2 separate regions of the Homo sapiens genome follow, and region 1 is linked to region 2. The links are chromatin loops, found by intact Hi-C in ENCODE. Cell type or tissue: chondrocyte. All regions are shown on one strand. Each heading gives the region's core, and the rest is flanking DNA. Links, peaks and the distances in the headings are about the cores only.

Region 1 (8,000 bases), core at 1-8,000, 320 kb before region 2:
TTCACTATCTTTCCTGCCAGTGACTTTGACAAATGCTTACTGAGCTTTTACTGGGAGCCAGGCATCGTTCTAAGCACTTTACAAACATGAACTCATTTACATCCTCACAACAATCCTATAAGGCAGGTGTTATTATTTCTTCCACTTTACAGATGAGGAAACTGAGGCACAGAGTTTAATTAACCTGCCTGAGGTCACACAGCTGGAAAGGGTGAAACAGGGATTTAAAACCCAGGCAGCTGGGCCCCAGATTCTTTGCTGTTAATGACATCTTCTATCTTGAGAAGCATTGTTGTATAGAACTTTCTGAGATGATGGCTGGAAATATTCTCTAGATATCTGCACGTCTTACAGGGACACCATTGGTCATGTATGGCTGTTAAGAAGTTGAAATGAAGCTAGTGCCAGGCTAGTGGGGATCCTATTGGATAGTGCAGATCTAGAGTCTAGATTTTCTTTTTTTTCGAGATGGAGTCTCGCTCTTTTGCCCCGGCTGGAGCTCAGTGGCACAATCTTGGCTCACTGCAACCTCCGCCTCCGGGGTTCAAGTGATTCTCCTGCCTCAGCCTCCTGAGTAGCTGGGATTACAGGCGCTCATCACCACGCCCAGCTAACTTTTGTATTTTTAGTAGAGATGGGTTTTCACCATGTTGGCCAGGCTGGTCTCAAACTCCTGCCTTCCAGTGATCCGCCTGCCTCAGGCCCCCAAAGAGCTGGGATTACAGGCGTGAGCTACTGTGCCCAGCCTAGAGGCTAGATTTTTTCTGAGATGAAGTCTCACTCTGCCACCCAGGCTGGAATGCAGTGGTGCGATCTCAGTCACTGCAACCTCCAACTCCCAGGTTCCAGCGATTCTCCTGCTGAGTAGCTGGGATTACAGGCGTGCACCACCACGCCTGGCTAATTTTTGTATTTTTAGTAGAGACGGTTTCACCACGTTGGCCAGGCTGGTTTCAAACTCCTGACCTCAAGTGATCTGCCCGCTTCGGCCTCCCAAAGTGCTGGGATTACAGGCGTAAGCCACTGCACCCGGCCTAGAGTCTAGATTTTCAACCAATGTTTGCTTTATCCGGCAGACCTGATATGCTACTCCATTATCAAATGCTTGCTATGTACTAAGGTTTTTTAATTTTAATTTTTTATTTTTTTGAGACGGGGTCTTGCTGTGTTGCCCAAGCTGGTCTGGAACTCCTGGGCTCAAGCAATCCTCCTGCCTCAGCCTCCCAAAGTGCAGGGATTTAGAGGCCTGAGCCATCACGCCTGGCCCCTGTACTAAGATTTTAACGTGTTAAATCTCATTTATGCCTCAATGTAAGTCTGTACAACTAAGATTGCTGTGTTTCTGTTTTTTTTTGTTTGTTGGTTGGTTTGAGGCAGAGTCTCACTCTGTCGCCCAGGCTGGAGTGCAGTGGTGCCATCTCGGCTCACTGCAGCCTCCGCTGCCCAGGTTCAAGCGATTCTCCTGCCTCAGACTCCTGAGTAGCTGGGATTACAGGGCGTGCCACCACACCTGGCTAATTTTTAGTAGTGACGAGGTTTCACTATGTTAGCCAGGATGGTGTCTATCTCCTGACCTCGTGATCCGCCTGCCTCGTCCTCCCAAAGTGCTGGGATTACAGGTGTGAGCCACCGCACCGGCCATGTCCCTGTTTTAAGGATAAGGAAACCATAGGTCATCTTCTTTGCCACAGCCACACAGCTGTAGAGCTAGACTTCTGAGCAGCTTGTTTGGTGGTGTCTCTAGTGGAGGATGGCTTGGAAATCCATAAGTCCTATTTGGTGAAGGAGCCCAGGACTGGGCACTGCAAAGGGAGTGGACAAGTGAAGGGCCCAGTCTTGCACAGCCTGGCTTTGCACGAGCCTTTACAAGGCAGAGAACTTGGCTACAAAAAGTAGTTGGGCTCTGAGGAATGGAGAGTGTCTGAACAGGGGGTATCGCCCCTGGGACTGCTGGAGGCTGGGGCTTCCTTTGATACTATTCCTTCTTTTTTTTTTTTTTTTTGAGATGGAGTCTCGCTCTGTCTTGAGATGGAGTATCGCTCTGTCGCCCAGGCTGGAGTGCAGTGGCACGATCTCGGCTCACTACAAGCTCCACCTCCTGGGTTCACACCATTCTTCTGCCTCAGCCTCCCGAGTAGCTGGGACTACAGGTGCCTGCCACCACGCCCGGCTAATTTTTGTATTTTGTTTAGTAGAGACAGGGTTTCACCGTGTTAGCCAGCACGGTCTCGATCTCCTGACCTTGTGATCCGCCCGCCTCGGCCTCCCAAAGTGCTAGGATTACAGGTGTAAGCCACCACGCCTGGCCCTTTTTTTTTTTTTTTTTTTTAAAGATGGAGTCCTGCTCTGTCGCCCAAGCTGGAGTGCAGTGGCACGATCTTGGCTCACTGCAACCTCCGCCTCCCGGGTTAAAGCAATTCTCCTGCCTCAGCCTCCCAAGTAGCTGGGATTACAGGCGCCCACCACCATGCCCAGCTAATTTTTTTTGTATTTTTAGTAGAGATGGGGTTTCACCATGTTGTCCAGGCTGGTCTCAAACTCCTGACCTCAAGTGATCCACCCCTCTTGGCCTCCCAAAGTGCTGGGATTACAGGCGTTAGCCACCGCACCCGGCCCCTTCGGTACTATTCCTACTTGCAGCTGCTGGGGTCCTACCTAGATCTGTACTCTGGGCTCAGTCAGACCCACTCACAAGCCCACTTGAAGGGCATTCATGAGCCTGCAAAGGGGAGGGTGGGGCTATCAAAGCCCCCTCTCCTTGGAGGTTCAGAGAGGACAGGGGCTGGTTGAGGTGACACCTCAGGAAGGGGCAGAGTGGGGACTTGACCTCAGGCTTCTTGCTTCTGCTAAAGGCTGCTCCCCAGGCACTCAGCTCACCCACGTCTGGCTTGTAGTGTCTCAGGGGTGGCTGCGAGACAGAGCTGGCTCTGAGGATGGCTAGGGGTGCAGGAGGCACTGGGGTATAAGGAATCAGCCTACGGATGAGAGGAGCCAGGTTTGGCACTGCCCTGGCCTTGTCCTTGGGAGGGAGAGCTATGACCAGTCTTTCAGTGAATAACTGCGAGGCAGAGGGTTGGCGGTTAGGGAGTGATTGGGAAGATCTTGGAAGCCTTGCCTTAAGTAAGGATATGCAACATTAGGGCTAGGTCTGGGCACTGGCGCTGCAAGGCTGTCGTTAGAAGCCTGCCCCCTCTCCCTAAGTGGGCAGGAGGGGGCGGGTGCCAGGTTGGGGGCGGGGCAATGTTCCGATTCTAGCCCCACCCAACTGTCAAGGAACAGCTGGGGACAATCGGAGAGAGAAGCAGGCGGTGATTGAAATGTGTTGCCGGCCTTGTGGGGTTCCCTAGGTCTGCGGAACGGCACCGTCGGGGGACGGTTGGATAACAGGATGATACTGGAGGGATTCTTGTGGTTGGAGATCAGGTGTTTTCCAGGATCCCCGACTCGGAGATGGAGACTTTCCGGAAAGGGAATGGGGCAGGGTCCTAGGGCAGGTCCTAGCTCCGCCCGTCGGGGCTCTTAAGAGTTTTGACGTTGTTTAAGGGGGTCTGAGTGAGGCCGGAAGATTCCCATCCTAGGGATAGAGATGTCCGGGGACTGGGCTGGGGCGGCGGTTAGAGGCCGCTGGGCGCCCAGCGTGGGTGCATCCGCTAGCCAGGGCGCGCGACAAGCTTCCAGCAGCTGCAGCCGTCCGCCCTCAGGGCCCAGACGAACGGTTTCGCTCGTGGCACTCGGCGCTCGGCGCTCGGCACTCGGCAGGCCAACCTGGGCGCGCCCTGAGGGGCGGGGCGGAGCGGGTTTGGCGGCGGCGGCAGCGGCACTCGGCACTCGGCGCTCAGCTGCTCCCGCCTGGGGCGGCCGCCCCGCGTGCGCCGGAGCCAAGATGGCCGCCTCCACCGCCCAGTGCCGAGTGACAAAAGCGGAGAGCAAGGCGGCGGCGGGGCCGCGCGCGGGGGGCGCCCGGGAGCGCGCGCCCGCGGGGGCGCCCCCGCCCAGCCCCCCGAGCCCGGGCCCCGCGGCACCCCCCGCGCCGCCGCCGCCGCCCCCACCCCCGCCGCCGCCGCCACCACCACCGCCACCGCCACCGCCGCCGCGGGACGGGCCCAAGGCCGAGCCGGAGCCGGGGCCCGGGCCCGCGTCCGCTCCCGCGCCCGGTAAGAGCCCGCGCTTGGGAGGGTGTGGGGAGGGGAAGGTCGGAATCCCGCCTGCCGGTGCCGCCGCCCCCGACGCCTTCCGTCCAGTCTGCGGGACCCCCCCCTCCCCCAGGCCCTTTAGTTGTGTGGGCCCAGGGCCTTCTGTCGCCGCTCGCAGGGTCCCAGGCCTCAGAAACACTCCTCCGCCGCTCCTCGAGACCTTTGCCCCGTCTGACAGATGTCCCTTGCCCCCTTTGGAGCCCCGGGAGCGTCCCTTGCCACGGTTCCGGTCCGTCCGGTGCGGAAACTCACTTCAGCCCTGCCCCATCTGACAGACGCGCCCACCCGACCCGGAGACTTTGACAAAGTCCTCGGTGCCCCAGTCCTCAGCGCCTACTCTTTGCTTCTGCGAGACTCAAACTGAGCATAGAACCTACATGGCCCCCTGCCCCGTTACATCCCACTGAACGCCTCCAAGGCCCCATTTGGCACAGTTCCTTCATCCTTTGCTCTGAACTCTAAATTTGGAGTTCAACTGGCCTCCCAGGCCCCTTTGAACAACTAGACGTGAAAATTCACCCTTGGTTCCCTCTGCCACACACTCCTCACCCAGGGATGCTGCGGGCCTGATAGATGTCTCAGAAACTTAACACAAAGTTCTGTGATTCCAACTCTTTCTGTCCGAAGTCAGATAGCTGTAGGTGCAGACACCTTACCCCACTTAGGGCCCAGCTTGTGATCAGTAGGCCACCCCTGGTCCCCCATTGTCTCTGCAGCCCCAGCTGTCTTGTCTGGTGGAGATTCCTCACAAGTGCTGTGAAGCCACCTCCCTGTCCCTGGCTCCCTGGCTCCCTGCCTCTGTGTGGCCTCTCCAGCCTCCTGACCCTGGTGTTGTGTTGAATTCCCTCTCTGAGTGCCTCCCACCCTCACCCTCGAGACAGGCAGACGTTCCCCCTCACAAGTTCTGCCCAGAGAGATCTTTTCTTTGAGATCCCCTGGGATGGGAGTTTGGGCTCAGATTTGCATTAGACCCCAGACCTGTCCATGCTGTAGTGTGTGGAAGCAGCTGCTGGCGTCTGCTGTCAGTGGCAGCCTCAGTGTCCCTGCACTGGACTGGTGCTGGGGGTTATGGTGGAACCTCAGCTTTCCTGGGGTGAGTCGCTTCGCAGAGTGAGAGCGGACATCAAGGATAAGGAAGAAGGCCATCTTCTTAGTTCTGGGTATAGACAGCCTGAAATTTGTCTGGGCTGAGCCTGTCTCCCCAACCCACAGGCCTGGGTTCTGAGGAAAACGCAATGGTGGCCATGGACTTGGGCTCTCCCTCGCTCCCTAAGAAGAGCCTGCCTGTCCCTGGGGCCCTGGAGCAGGTGGCCAGTCGGCTGAGCAGCAAAGTGGCTGCAGAGGTTCCTCATGGCAGCAAACAGGAGCTGCAGGACCTCAAGGGTGAGTGGCCCAGGTGGCATGGCAGGGGATGCTGGCCAGGCTGGTTACACTCACAGGAGCACTCTCGTGCCTTGGGGTTAATGTGGGGCCCAAGGTTGCCCGCAGTTTTCCCTCTGGCACCTTGAGGCACCAAGGTTGGCACTCAGCTGTCTTCTCTCTTGAACTTCTACTGTCCTGGGCATGCGTGGCCCTGAGCTGCACCCTCACGGGGCGAGGGACAGCATCCAGAAGCAGTGGGTGTGGTGGTCCAGAGCTCATACTCAGACCCAGCTCATTTGCTGAATCTGGCCTTTGCTAGCTGTGCAGTCTCTCGCATGACACCATTTCTTCGTCTGTTGATCCTAAGGTTGTTATTGACTAGTGACGGGCCCTGGGGTGGACTCCAGGGAGGTGAGAGGAGCAAAATGAATTTGGCCCTTGCTCTTGAGGGCCATTCAAGTTGGGGAACGGGGAGACAGAGAAGCAGATAGGCAAGGATAAAGGCTCTGTGGAAGAGGGTGCAGGAGACTGCAAGGACCAGTGTTTCGGGCAGGAGTTGAGCCACAGAGGGTGGTTAGAACTTAGTTCAGTGAGGCATGTGGCTGTCAGGTCAGCGTTTGTGTGAACCTGTTGCCAGGGCACCCCGTAGGCCTGAAAGGTTGTGAAAGGTGTCCCACTGGCTGGATGACAGAAGGGCTCTATCTCCTGCTGTGTGCCCTTGGGCACAACTTTTCCCTCTCTGAGTCTCAGTTTCTAACCCTTATTGGCAAAGCAGCCAAGCTATTCTCTGCGTTGTTAGGGTCATTGTGAGGTTTGGGGGGCCTGACGGAGGCAAAACACTTCCATGGAGCCTGGGTGAGTGGGACTCTCAGGGGAGGAGAAGCGGGAGAGCTGGGCCGTGGGCCTCACAGCCTGCTCTCCCGGCCTCTGTGTTGCCCTTCAGCCCAGAGCCTGACCACCTGCGAGGTCTGCGGTGCCTGCTTTGAGACCCGAAAGGGCCTGTCCAGCCACGCGCGCTCCCACCTGCGGCAGCTGGGAGTGGCAGAGTCGGAAAGCAGCGGCGCACCCATCGACCTCCTCTACGAGCTTGTGAAGCAGAAGGGTCTGCCTGACGCCCACCTTGGGCTGCCCCCAGGCCTGGCTAAGAAGTCCAGCTCACTGAAGGAGGTGGTCGCCGGGGCCCCCCGGCCCGGCTTGCTCAGCCTGGCCAAGCCCTTGGATGCCCCTGCTGTCAACAAAGCCATCAAGTCGCCTCCCGGCTTCTCGGCCAAGGGCCTGGGCCACCCGCCCAGCTCTCCACTCCTCAAAAAGACACCACTGGCCCTGGCGGGCTCCCCTACCCCTAAGAATCCTGAGGACAAGAGCCCCCAGCTGTCCCTGAGCCCCCGGCCGGCCTCCCCAAAGGCACAGTGGCCTCAGTCTGAGGATGAGGGGCCCTTGAACCTCAGTGAGTGTGGGTCCCAAGAGCCGAGGGAGGTTCTGGCGCTGGGAGGGTCGGGACCTCAGGTTGGGCTGTAGCCCAGGGACAGGGCCCAGGGTGGGTGGGGGCGGTGGGGACTACAGCTCCCATGTCCTGGGCCAGCCAGGCCAGAGTATTGGTCAAGCCTCTGCATCTCCTTTTGGGCCGCCTTGGATGTGGATCGTGCCTCCCACTTTACTTTGCTGATCTTCCCCTGAAAGCCTCACTGCGGCTGATGAGCCTGCCAGGGTCATGCTCGCCACTGAGGGGCAGCTCTTGGCTTTCTCTGGGCCTGTGGGTAGGGGCGGTGAAGGTAACCAGGGTTCCTGTGGCCTAGCTTTCTCAGTGGTAGTTGGAAGCATCTTGGATAGACAGGGGATCACCTGATGGGAGGTGCCCACGATTGGTCCTGTCATCAAGTCTTCCTGGCTGTCCACCACGCAGAGGCAGCTCTCTGCGCCTGCCGGTGAAGCCCCACCTCCTGGGCTGCCTGTGGGCACGGCAGGCAGGGTTTGGGAAGAAACCCTCCAGGTGCAGTGAGCAGGTTTAACAAGGACGTCCCTTACAACATCAGGCTTTCCCATATCTTTGTGGACATTAGAGTCTGGGGGTGACCCCAGGGTCTCACCCCCTGCCCAATGGAGCCCCCCATTTGGCACCTTATGTTCCCTTGAAGTTGCTTCCACTGAGTCTGCCGTGCTTCCAGGGGCAGGGCCTTGAGCAGGTGTGCCCTTGGCTGCGTGAGCCCAGCAGCCACCATCGCCCCCAAATAGCTCCCATAGCAGGGATCCTAGGGGAGAGGGTCTGGGAGTATCTGATTACCTAGAATTTGGTCACTGCCTGTCTACCCAAAGTCCTTAAGCTCTCTACACTCCCCTCGATGCCAAAGGGCTAGGCAGGAAACAGGATGTCCTGCTTCCCAAACTTCAAAAGAAATCTGCGGCCTGAGTCTTGGACCCCCCAACTGCCTGAGCAGCCAAAAATCA
Region 2 (10,688 bases), core at 1,176-9,175:
ACAGGGCAGGAAGTCCCGCCCGCAAACGCTCCAGTCGCCGGCGTAGCGGTTGCTCGGGGGGCTTTCGGGGCCTCCTCGACCGCGGGGCCGAGTCACCACTTCGGGGTCTGCCAGCGGCAGGTGCAGAGGTGGCTGTCGTTTGGGTCGCAAGTAAGGCGCGACATCTGGAGATTGTCGGGGCAGGCGGGGATCTGAAGGGAGACAGGGTAGGTCATAGAAAGAGGCGACAGCCGACCTCTGATTGGCTGCTTAGGGAACTAGGCTCCTGATTGGCCTGTGGAAAGCGGCCTTCGACCCTTTCAGGTTTTCACTGGCAGAGCTAGGACTGGTTGCTTACGCAACTAGGCCTCTGATTGGCATGTCAAGAGGCAGGGCCTCTGACTGCATCAAAGATGGGTAGGGGCAGGTCTGTGGATCATGCCTGGATCATGCCTGTAATCCCAGCACTTTGGGAGGCCTGAGGCAGGCGGATCACTTGAGGTCAGGAGTTCAAGACCAGCCTGGCCAACACCGTGAAGCCCCATCTCCACTAAAAATACAAAAATTAGCTAGGATTGGTAGTGCATGCCTGTAATCCCAGCACTTTGAGAGGCCTGAAATGGGTGGATCACTTGAGGTCAGGAGTTCAAGACCAGCCTGGCCAACACAGTGAAACCCTGCTCTACTTAAAATATAAAAATTAGCCAGGACTGGTGGTGCGTGCCTATAATCCCAGCTACTCGGGAGGCTGAGGTGGGAGAATCCCTTGAACCTGGGAGGCAGAGGTTGCAGTGAGCTGAGATCATGCCACCACACCCCAGCCTGGGCTAGAGAGCAAGACTCCATCTCAAAAAAAATAAAAAATAAAAATAAAAAGATGAATCAGCTCTGTGGGGCAAGGTGATTTGGTTTATAATCCCAGTACTTTGGGAGGCTGAGGCGGAAGGATGGCTTGAGATCATGCGTTTGAGACCAGCTTGGGCAATATAGAGAAACCCTGTCTTTACAAAAAAATGAAAATAAAAAAAGACAAAACAGACAGATTGGTTGGATCTGAACTGGTTGCTGAGGCAACCAGGTACCAGTTTACTCCATGAGGGGGCGTAGCTTCAAGCCTAAGACACTGATTGGTCCCTTAAGGTGGCATCACTGTAGCAGCCTGGCTCAGATTGGTGGTGCAGGCCCTGGGCATGAACTCACCTGGCCAAGACTGCAGCAGGTAGTGCAGCACCTCGATGTGGTGCTTGAAGTCCACTGCACTGGCAAGGCCTGGGCCGGAGCTGCGGGCACGAGGCCTTGTGGGCGCCTGGCGTGCCGGCAGCAGCACAGGCCCGAAGCACACGGCCAAGTTCTGTGGGGTCATGCGGTTGTAGGCATGGAAGGAGGAGACGAGGCGCAGGTGGTCCAGGAGAAGCGTCAGCGTGGCCTGGGAGAGGGTTGAGAGGATGTAAGTCAGACAAAGTCAGGCCCCTGTGGCACCTACCTGCAAGAGACTAAGGTGGCTAGAGTAGGGAAGCAGGTTCACAGTCTCATAGCTGGGATGTGGTCGGGTTAAGACTATTAATCATTAGATGTTAGTATTATGAGCCTATTTTGTTGGAGGGAAGACTGAAGCCAAAGGCAACTAAGCATTGGAAAAGCAGAGCTGCCATGAATCTCATTTTACAGATGAAGATATTGAAGCACAGAGAGGGATGGGACTTGTCTAGGTTCCCTCAGCCAGGAACCTCCCTTGTAGGTTGAAAGATCAGCGTTCAGCCTGCATTTTTGACACATCCTGGCTGTGTGACCTTGGGCAACTGTCACCTGCTTTGGGCCTCAGTTTCCAAATCTATGAAGTGGGATGCTAATAGCACCTATTTCTTGGGGATATGATGATGCTGCCAGCTCATGCCCATCTCAGGCCCAGGCATGGGTGAAACATTCTATTGGTATCAGCCCACTCTCAAGTCCCATCACTCCCACCAGGCCCAACTCACCCTTTCCACATCTGGCAGGCAGCTGAGGAGCCCTCGGGTGCCCTCAGTGGTGGGGGGAACTCTGTTTGGGGGGTCCCGGGCCATGGCCTCCAGTACCACCTTATACAGGGGCTGGGTGATGAGTGGGGTGGGCAACTCTCGAAGATAATCCTTGAGGATGCCTGTGAACACAGGGTCCCCTCTGGTCAGGGCACCACTGGCTTCTAAGGCTAAGGAGGGCACAGCTAAGGGGGAAGAGGAGGTGGGTGAAAGCAAGGTCAGATAGGAGGACTGAGGTCCCAGAGGAGCCCCAAGGCCTTGAAGTGAGGCATTGAATGGGGGTGAGCAGGCAGGGGAGAGGGGGCCATGCTGACCAGTGATGACATTGATATCGGGGTACAGGTCCTCAGATAGGCAGACCGCTGCACTGTCCCGCTCAAAGGCATCCCGAAGCTCTTTCTTCACTGCCGCTGAGCCACAAAGACGGTACAGTCCCACTACCTGGGGGTGGGAAGAGAGAGTGAATGTCTTCTTGCCGGGGCCACAGACTAATCAGGGCCCAGTGGGGTGAGCACTGGAATTCTGGGCCAGGCAGCAATGGGCATTGTGGGCTGGGAGGTTGGAACTACCTTGACAACCTGGCCTTGTAAACCCTCTGCTTGGACTACTTGTCTTGGCTGCCATCTCCTTTGACTTAGGAAACTGACACTTCTTTGAGGAGGCTTTCCATGACTACCCCAGGTTTTGTTTTAAGCTCTCCCAGACCCTAGGTACACCCCACCCCAACTCCAGTCCCAGTTATAGTTTTACATTTGTGAATGACTAGAGTCGTATCTTTTCCCCCATCAGACTCTGAGCCCCAGGAGGGCTTGGATCCTGTTTTTAAATCAATGGATGACCCATGGGTTCTGCCCAGGGTGCTACAGTCAAGGGGGCGCCTTCTGCCCTTGTCTAGGTTGGGATTGGAGCTAGGAGTGGCTCAGGCCTGGGGGTAGGGGTCTGGCATCTGTACATAGGGTGTCCTGAAGAGTGGTCTGAGGTCTGGGGGCCAGAGGGTTGGGGTGGGGTGGGTGCTCACCCGCAGCCCTCGGCGCTCGATCTGCCCAACGCACTTCTGGATGATGAGGGGCACCTGGCCGGGGGGCCGCTCCCGCTCCACCAGCAGTGGCAGGGGCAGCCCAAAGACGCGGGGCTCAGCTGTGGCAGGGGCTTCCTGCTGCTCCGACAGGGTCAGCTTGGCATACAGCAGCCCCTGAGGCTCCAGGCGCACGGCCAGCTGTTGGGCCTGGCACCCTGAGGACACAAGGGGGCCTGAGCCGGGTGTGCTCTGAAGCTTCATGTACCCTGGCCTCGCTGCTCCAGGCCACACCTTCCGCCCGGAGCCCAGCCCCCTAGGCACTCTGCGGGGGGTGGCGGTGGGGTTTGGGGGTCCCTGCCCCTCCTCCCCTGCAGCCGCATGTCCTACCTCGGAAGACCGTGGGCAGCAGCACGGTGCCCTGGGCACAGGGCCGGTGCCTTCTCACGCCAGGGTCCCACGCAAGCACCAGGGCGCGCAGGAGCCTGGCGGCCTCCAGCTCCAGGTGGAAGGTGTGGTCCAGCCGCAGGAAGTCCGGCCCCCCTCGCAGTGGCCCTGTTCGGGCCCTGGCCTCCCCATCCACTTGCAGTAGGCAGCAGAGGTCCCTGGGGGTGGCCCCCGGCGCTGGCCGCAGCCCCCCGAGACCGTACAGGTGCAGGCTGAGGCGGCCCCAGAGTGCGGCCGGGGGTGCCCGGGCTGCGGGACCCACCTCGTAGGGCCGGAAGGAGGTGGGTGATGGGGGCCCAGCTGGGCGCTCCGGTGAGTCCCCGTCGCTGAGGTAACCGGCCCTCGGGCTCCGGGTGCCCCCAGGCCCTGCTGCCGGCCCGGGGCCCCCCACGCTGCTGTCCAGGTGGTAGCGGCTGATGACGGAGCCCGCAGGGGCAGCCCTCTCGCGCTCCCTGCCAGCCCGGGGGCCTCGCAGGCTCAGGCGGCGCCGCAGTTCCGGCAGCTTCTTCATCTTTATGGAGAGGCGCCTGGCGGGGCCCGGGGACTTGGTGCGGGAGGCTTTGGTTGGGGGGCTGGCGGGGGCTGCACCTGTGTGGAGAGCAGACTTCAGGGTCCAGGAACCTGGGCTTAGGGGAGGGGGGTGAGGCTGGTGCTCCCCTGAAGGGAAGGAGTGTGAGGCTGGTGTTCCCCTGGCGGGGAGGAGGGTGTGAGGCTGATGCTCCTCTGGGAGCATCTGACGGGGTGGGGATGTGAGGCTGGTGCTCCCCTGAAGGGAAGGAGTGTGAGGTTGGTGCTCCTCTGGGAGGAGGGAGTGTGAGGCTGGTGCTACCCTGAAGGGAAGGGATGTGGAGCTGGTGCTCACCTTGGGGAAGGGGATGGGAAGCTTGTTCTTACCTTGGGGGGCCAGGCCCTCTGACTCAGCTGAGCCAGGCTGTGGCCCCGGGGGCTCAGGTGCTGGAGGTCTGGGGTCTTCCTCAGGGATGGGGTTGTACCAGATCTCGCCGGCGGGCTCCCCAGTGCCAGGTACCCCAGGCCCTAAAGAGGTGTCCTCAGCTGGCTTGGCCCCACCCAGCACCCATCGGCGGCTACTGGGCTCCAGGCTTTGCAGGTAGGCTCCCCGTGCAGGGCTCCTTGATGCCTCGGGGCTGGAGGGCCCCTCTGCTCCGGCCTGGGACCCTTCGGGAGCCTGGGGCTCTGGCTCTGGAGGGCTGGGCTCTGGGCGCTGGGCTGGGTGGCCTGGCAGAGAGCAAGGGGAGTGAGACCCACCCAGCCCCTCACTGCCTGCAGAGCAGCCCTGTGCAATTGATCAGTGGGTGGGATGCTGTGTACGGCCCTGGCCGGCCCCTGATAAGTCATGGTTCCTTGGATCCTGCTGTTTTGTTTGGAATAGGCAGCCACAGGCTAGCGATCTCAGTTATCAGCTTAGAGCACCCCCTACTCAGTCCCTGGCATCCCAAAAGGGGACTCCATCCCTGCAGCCTCAGGGTTCTAAGTCAGGCTTCCTGGGGCCCGTAGGTACTGCGTTCCAGTCTCCACTTCCTCTACCCTCTCAATAACCGTGGCATGGAGCTTTGCACCTGCGTGGCCTTGGGCAAGTCGCTTCCCTCTCTGAGGCTCAGTATCCTCCTGTGAAATGGGGGGATGTGATTTCCATGTCCAGGGAGGCTTCCAGGAGCCTTTTGGAAAAGTATACAGCCCACAGCAGGCACTACGTGCTCAGGAGTGAGGAGCTGGGTTTTCTATTCCCTGCAGCACAGTCACTCCCAGTCCCCTGCCCCTTTTACCCTCCCTCCTGTCTTCCAAACTCTGTCGCCATCCTGGGATGGGCCCTTGTCCCTCAGCCCAGGCCAGACCCCCCACGCTCAATGCTTTGGGACTTCCCCTTCCCTCCCTCCTCTCCTGTCTCATGTCCTGGGCTGTTTCCTGTGTGTGTTTGTGTTTGGGCATCTCTGTCCCTTCTCCCTTCCCTGGGAACATTGGGAATCTTTGGGAAGGCCTGGGGGGAAGGGGTACGTCCATGGAATGGTCTGGCCTTCCTCCTTTAACTCCTTCCTTCCTGGGTCCCCCTATCCCACGCAGCTGTTTCTCTAAGGTTTTTACTTGCTACCCTGCTGAACTCCTCCTCTGGCCACCTCTGATGTCCACCCTCTAGGGTCTCTGTTTGTAGCATAGTCCAAAGAGCTGTTTAAGTCGATGGCCCTGGGCACATGACCCAATTGCTCCGTGCCTCAGTTTCCCCATCTGTATAAAAGGGACAGTTTCCTGGGGCTAAGGCAGGCGCAGTTGCCGTCACTGTTAGTAGGTGGGAGGCGGAGGGGGCAGCTACTCTGATTGACGGGCCGCCCCTCTCTTTCCTTTGCAGGAGTACGCCTCCCATCTCCCATCCTGCGCCTCCAGGGCTCCCGATGCCCCTTGCCCAGCCCGACTGGGCCCCAGTGTCCCGGCCTCCCAGCCCCTCCTCCCCTCCACCCTCCAGGCCCTCAGTCGCGGCCCCATTTCCTGTCGTGGGCGAGGCCCCCTCCCGGGCCTCCCAAGGAGCCCGCAGCGCTGGCATCCCCGGCCAGCAGCACATAACGGTCCGCGCCCCCCTCCCTCCCAGCCCCTTCCTTCCAGGACCCCTACCCTCCCCTGGCTGGAGGCACCCCAGTCTGCAGCGGGGTGCGGGGGGCTCCCCCTGATCCCCCCCACCGTCTGTCCTCGGGGCCCTGGGACCCCGCTCCCAGGCCGGGTGGGGCTCGGCGCCCCCTGTTCCCCACCGATCTCCGCTTACCGCGCTCCTTGGCGTCCGACTTTTTCCGGGGAAGTTTCTCCCGGCCCCGCAGGCGGGAGAAGGTTTTCCTGAGTAGCGGCTCGGCCATGCTGCGGCCCGGGCCGGGCCGAGCCGAGTGCGCGCCCCGGGCTCCGGCCGCGCCGCCCCGCGCCCTCCCCGCCCCGCCCGGGCCTCCCCGCCCGCCCCCCGCCCCGCGCCAGCAGGAAGCACATTCCGGGAATGCTTGGCCCAAACTTTTTTTTTTTTTCCCCTTTCCCGCGGCCCGAGCGGGCGATGCTGGGAGATGTAGTTGCCTGGGGCCGGGAGGGGTTGGAATGGGGGCTCCGGGTGCCCGGATCCGCTCCAGCTTCGATGGGACGTGACGATCGTGGCGCAGGCCCGATCCCTTGTCTTCCACCTCACCCACCCTCCCTGGATGGGACTCTGGGTGATGGCATCCAGGAAGTTCTCTTGGGTCTGTCTCCAAATCGCAGCCTCCACGTATCCTCTCTCTCCTTGCCAGGTACTGCTTCAACCTGGTGCAAGCCGTAGTGTCATTCGTTTCAATGACCGTCCCCACTACCCACCCCACCCCAAGCTTCTTCCTTGGTCTCCCCATGCCACTCTTTCCCCACTCAATTCTCTCACCTCCAAATTCCAATTACTACTGCTGTTTGACAAACCATCCCCAAACGTAATGATGTAAAACAACCATGTCGTGATTGTGAAAGGAAAATAAATCTTGAGACCTCCAAATCACTGAGCCAAAAGGAAGAAGTCAAACTGGTAACTGTGTAGGACAAACCTGCCTCCCATTCTATTCCTAAGTAAGATAGCTACAAGGTTAAAAAAGCTAGCTGGGCGCGGTGGCTCACTCCTGTAATCCTAGCACTTTGGGAGGCTGAGGCGACGGATCACTTGAGGTCAGGAGTTCGAAACCAGGCTGGCCAACATGGTGAAACTCCATCTCTACTAAAAATATGAAAAAGAAAAAAAATTGGCCAGGCATGGTGGGTGGGCACTGGTAATCCCAGCTATTTGGGAGGCTGAGGCAGGAAAATTGCTTGAACACGGGAGGTGGAGGTTGCAGTGAATCAAAATTGCACCACTGCACTCTAGCCTGGTCATCAGAGCAAGATGCCGTCTAAAAAAAAAGAAGAAAAGAAAAGAAAAAAAAAGCTACATACCTCCCCCACAATTTGCCTACAAGGAAATTCCTTATGGATGAAGGACAGGCAGAACTCAAAATTGTCCCTCTGCTCACATGAGACAAACACATATCTGATCGCTTCCTTACCTATTTGTTTCACTAAGCCAGACTAAGGCATAAGTGACTATCTCTGTAAATTGCATATTCAGAAAGGCTAGTCAGAAACTCGAAAGAATGCAATTGTTTCTCTCTTATCCACCTATAACCTGGAAGCCTTCTCCCTACTTTTGAGTTGTCCTGCCTTCCCAGACCAAACCCATGTGCATCTTACATATATTGATTGCTGTCTCATGTCTCCCTAAAATATATAAAACTAGACCAAGGTGGAGTGCAGTGGTACCACCACAGCTCACTGCAGTCTCAGCCTCTTGGGCTCAAGTGATGCTCCTGCCTCAGCCTCCCGAGCAAGTGGGACTATAGGCATGTGTCACCATACCTGGCTAATTTCCCTACTTTTTGTAGAGATAGAGTCTCATCATGTTGCCCAGACTGGTCTCAAACTCCTGGGCTCGGCTGGGTGCGGTGGCTCACGCCTCTAATCCCAGCACTGTGGGAGGCCAAGGCGGGCGGATCACCTGAGGTTGGGAGTTCGAGACCAGCCTGACCAACATGGGGAAACCCCTTCTCTACTAAAAACACAAAATTAGCTGGGGGTGGTGGTGCATGCCTATAATCCCAGCTACTCGGGAGGCTGAGGCAGGAGAATCTCTTGAACCCGGGAGGCGGAGGTTGCAGGGAGCCAATATTGTGTCACTGCATTCCAGCCTGGGCAACAAGAGTGAAACTCCGTCTCAAAAAAACAAAACAAAAAAACAAAACAAAACAAAAAACCCTCCTGGTCTCAAGTGATCTGCCCGCCTTGGCCTACCAAGTAGCTAGGATTACAGACCTGAATCAAGGTAGTGGCCCTGACTACCCTAGTTTATGTTGTCAGGAGCTTCTAAGTCTGTGTCACAGGCATGTCCATAACCTTGGCAAAATAAGCTTTCTAAATTTATTGAGACTTATCTGAGATACCTTTTGGTTTACATGATGCTCACAGATGCTGTGGTTCAGTTTGGACAGGGGAGACTTAGGCTAGAGGGTGACTAAAAAATGGCAGGGTCCTGAGTCATCTGGAGGTGTCTTCACTCAGAGGTCTTGCAACTGACGCCAGCTGTTGCTGGGGCTGTGGACCAGGGTAGCTACACAGGCCTCTCCGTGTGGTTCGGGTTTCCTTCCAGCATGGTGGTCTTGGGGTAGTCAGACTTCTTAGACAGCCACCCAGCCCTCTAAAAGTGAACAAGGAAGAAGTTGCATCTCTTCTGACCCAGCCTTGAGTGTCATGCTGTGTCACTTCTGCCACCAGATTCAAGGAAAGGGGGCACAGATTATACCTCTCTACATGGGAGGCATGTCAAGGTGACATTGTACAAGTGGATGTAGGGTGGGAGATATTGTGGCCATCTGGGAAAATATAACCTGTCTTAGCCCTACATTTCATTCTCCATATATTACCCACAGTGGACTTAAAACTGAAATCAGATTGTGGCACCATCCTGCTGAATAGTGTTCCTATGACTGCTCACCTCACCTAGAATAAAATTCAGATTCCCAGCATGGTCTCACAAGACTTCCAGCCTCATCTCTTTGGCTGTCCCATTCACTCACCATGGCCTCCTTTCTGGTTCTCCTTCATATCAAGCTATTTCTGCCTCAGGTCCTTTGCACACATGGTTCCTTCTGCCTGGGAAGCCCTGGTTCTTCTGAGGCCACCTCTCTCTCATCCTTTAGGTCCAATGGCACCTTCTAGGGAGACCCTTTCTGTCCACCACCTCTGTCTAGTCAGTATCACATTACTCAGTTTCCTTTCTTCTAACACTTGCCACAACTTGAATTTAACAGTCCCAGTGGTTTGTTCTAGTTTATCTGCCTCCTCGTCCAGACTGGGTCTCCACCAAGTGATCAAGTGATGCTTGTCTATGTTGTTCACTGCTGAATATTCAGGTAGGAGATCAGGTGTCAGGTGATGGAGGTCTGTATAGGAGGGGGTGTCCAAGAGGCCTGGACGAGGAGGCTGTGTGTGTTTGGTTTTAATGTGTCTTTGTGTGGTTCTCTGTGTTTATTGTACTTGGAGTTTGTTGAGCTTTGTGGATATGTAGATTCATGTCTTTCATCAATTCTGGGCTTCTGGGAAGTTTTTTGGCCATTATTTCATCAAATATTATTATTATTATTTTTTGAGATGGAGTCTCACTCTGTTGCCCAGGCTGGAGTGCAGAGGCATGGTCTTGGCTCACTGCAACCTCTGCTTTCTGGGTTCAAGTGATTCTCCTGCCTCAACCTCTCAAGTAGGTGGGGTTACAGGTGCCTGTCACCATGCCCAGCTAATTTTTGTATTTTTAGTAGAGATGGGTTTTCGTCATGTTGGCCAGGCCGGTCTCAAATTTCTGACCTTAAGTGATCTGCCCACCTTGGCCTCCCAAAGTGCTGGGATTATAGGCATGAACCACCATACCCAGCCTCATCAAATATTCTTTCTGCTCCTTTCACTTCTCTCCTTCTGGGACTCTCATTATGCATATATTGGTATACTCATTATACAACTGTTGATATACAGTTCTCCTAGGTGCTGTTCACTTTTCTTGGATATGTGTGTTTGGGGGGCATCAGTCTGTAAAAGGGTGGAGTGCACCCTCCTCCCTATGAGATCCCTGCGCAGATGTCTTTGAGGCAGCTATTGACAATGGGGAAAGAAGTCAGGGGTCAAGACAATACCTGTTTACAAGTTGAGGGTAGAGGCTGCAGGACTAAGGTCCCAATGGGGTATTTCAGAGTCTCAGAGGAGCTGGGGTCTGACATGGGAGTGAGAGCAACCCTTAGCCCCACCCATATGACACCCACATACCACATAAATATTTATTATTATTATTTTGTGTAAATCTTTTTGAGTTTTTGTACTTTTCCTGTTGTCTTTATTTGCCTGCATGTAGCCTATTTAATTCACCATTGGCTCTGATTCTTTCTTAGCAATCAGAAATTTCCATAAGTGAGAACAGATTATCTGCAAATTGTATGTAATGAAATGGTTATGAATTCTAAGTTTCATAATGATGTTTGTATGCTTATTCCTGTGGATTTTGCTAGTTGCTGTACAGATTTTAGAGCCTGTATGCGTACATTTTCTTTTCTTTTCTTTTATAGAGACATAGTCTTGCTTTGTTGCCCAGGCTGGAGTGCAGTGGCACGATCTTGGCTTACTGCAACCTGTGACTCCCTGGTTTAAGCGAT

The links. A loop is a pair of places that touch in the nucleus more often than their neighbours do. Peaks named below come from ENCODE experiments on the same cell type or tissue, not always from the same donor. Only the 100,000 strongest peaks of a DNase experiment are listed, where the experiment ranks them.
Region 1: a loop joins it to region 2, with 2.1 times the contacts of the local background. A loop is called at or near these places in 4 of 110 quality-filtered maps.

The regions. Positions count from the first base shown.
Region 1 is chr19:15,428,588-15,436,587 of GRCh38, reverse strand. It overlaps WIZ (WIZ zinc finger), which reads left to right. Exons shown (of 13, transcript NM_001371589.1): 6 at 5,406-5,576; 7 at 6,499-7,002. Among named protein-coding and RNA genes, the nearest start is that of AKAP8L, 14 kb to the right of the region's middle. RefSeq lists a silencer at 3,717-3,956 and an enhancer at 4,343-4,941. In chondrocyte, for the core only: a CTCF peak has its summit at 3,239 (motif pointing right); DNase peaks (open chromatin) are centred at 3,266, 3,767, 4,370, 5,549 and 1 weaker place.
Region 2 is chr19:15,103,063-15,113,750 of GRCh38, reverse strand. It overlaps SYDE1 (synapse defective Rho GTPase activating protein 1), which reads right to left and starts at 6,350. Exons shown (of 8, transcript NM_033025.6): 1 at 6,230-6,350; 2 at 4,354-4,695; 3 at 3,403-4,047; 4 at 3,016-3,230; 5 at 2,312-2,438; 6 at 1,959-2,119; 7 at 1,180-1,405; 8 at 1-191. The coding sequence starts at 6,317. RefSeq lists enhancers at 786-1,311, 1,312-1,839, 4,114-4,664. In chondrocyte, for the core only: no CTCF peak of the experiment used is centred there; DNase peaks (open chromatin) are centred at 1,280 and 4,556.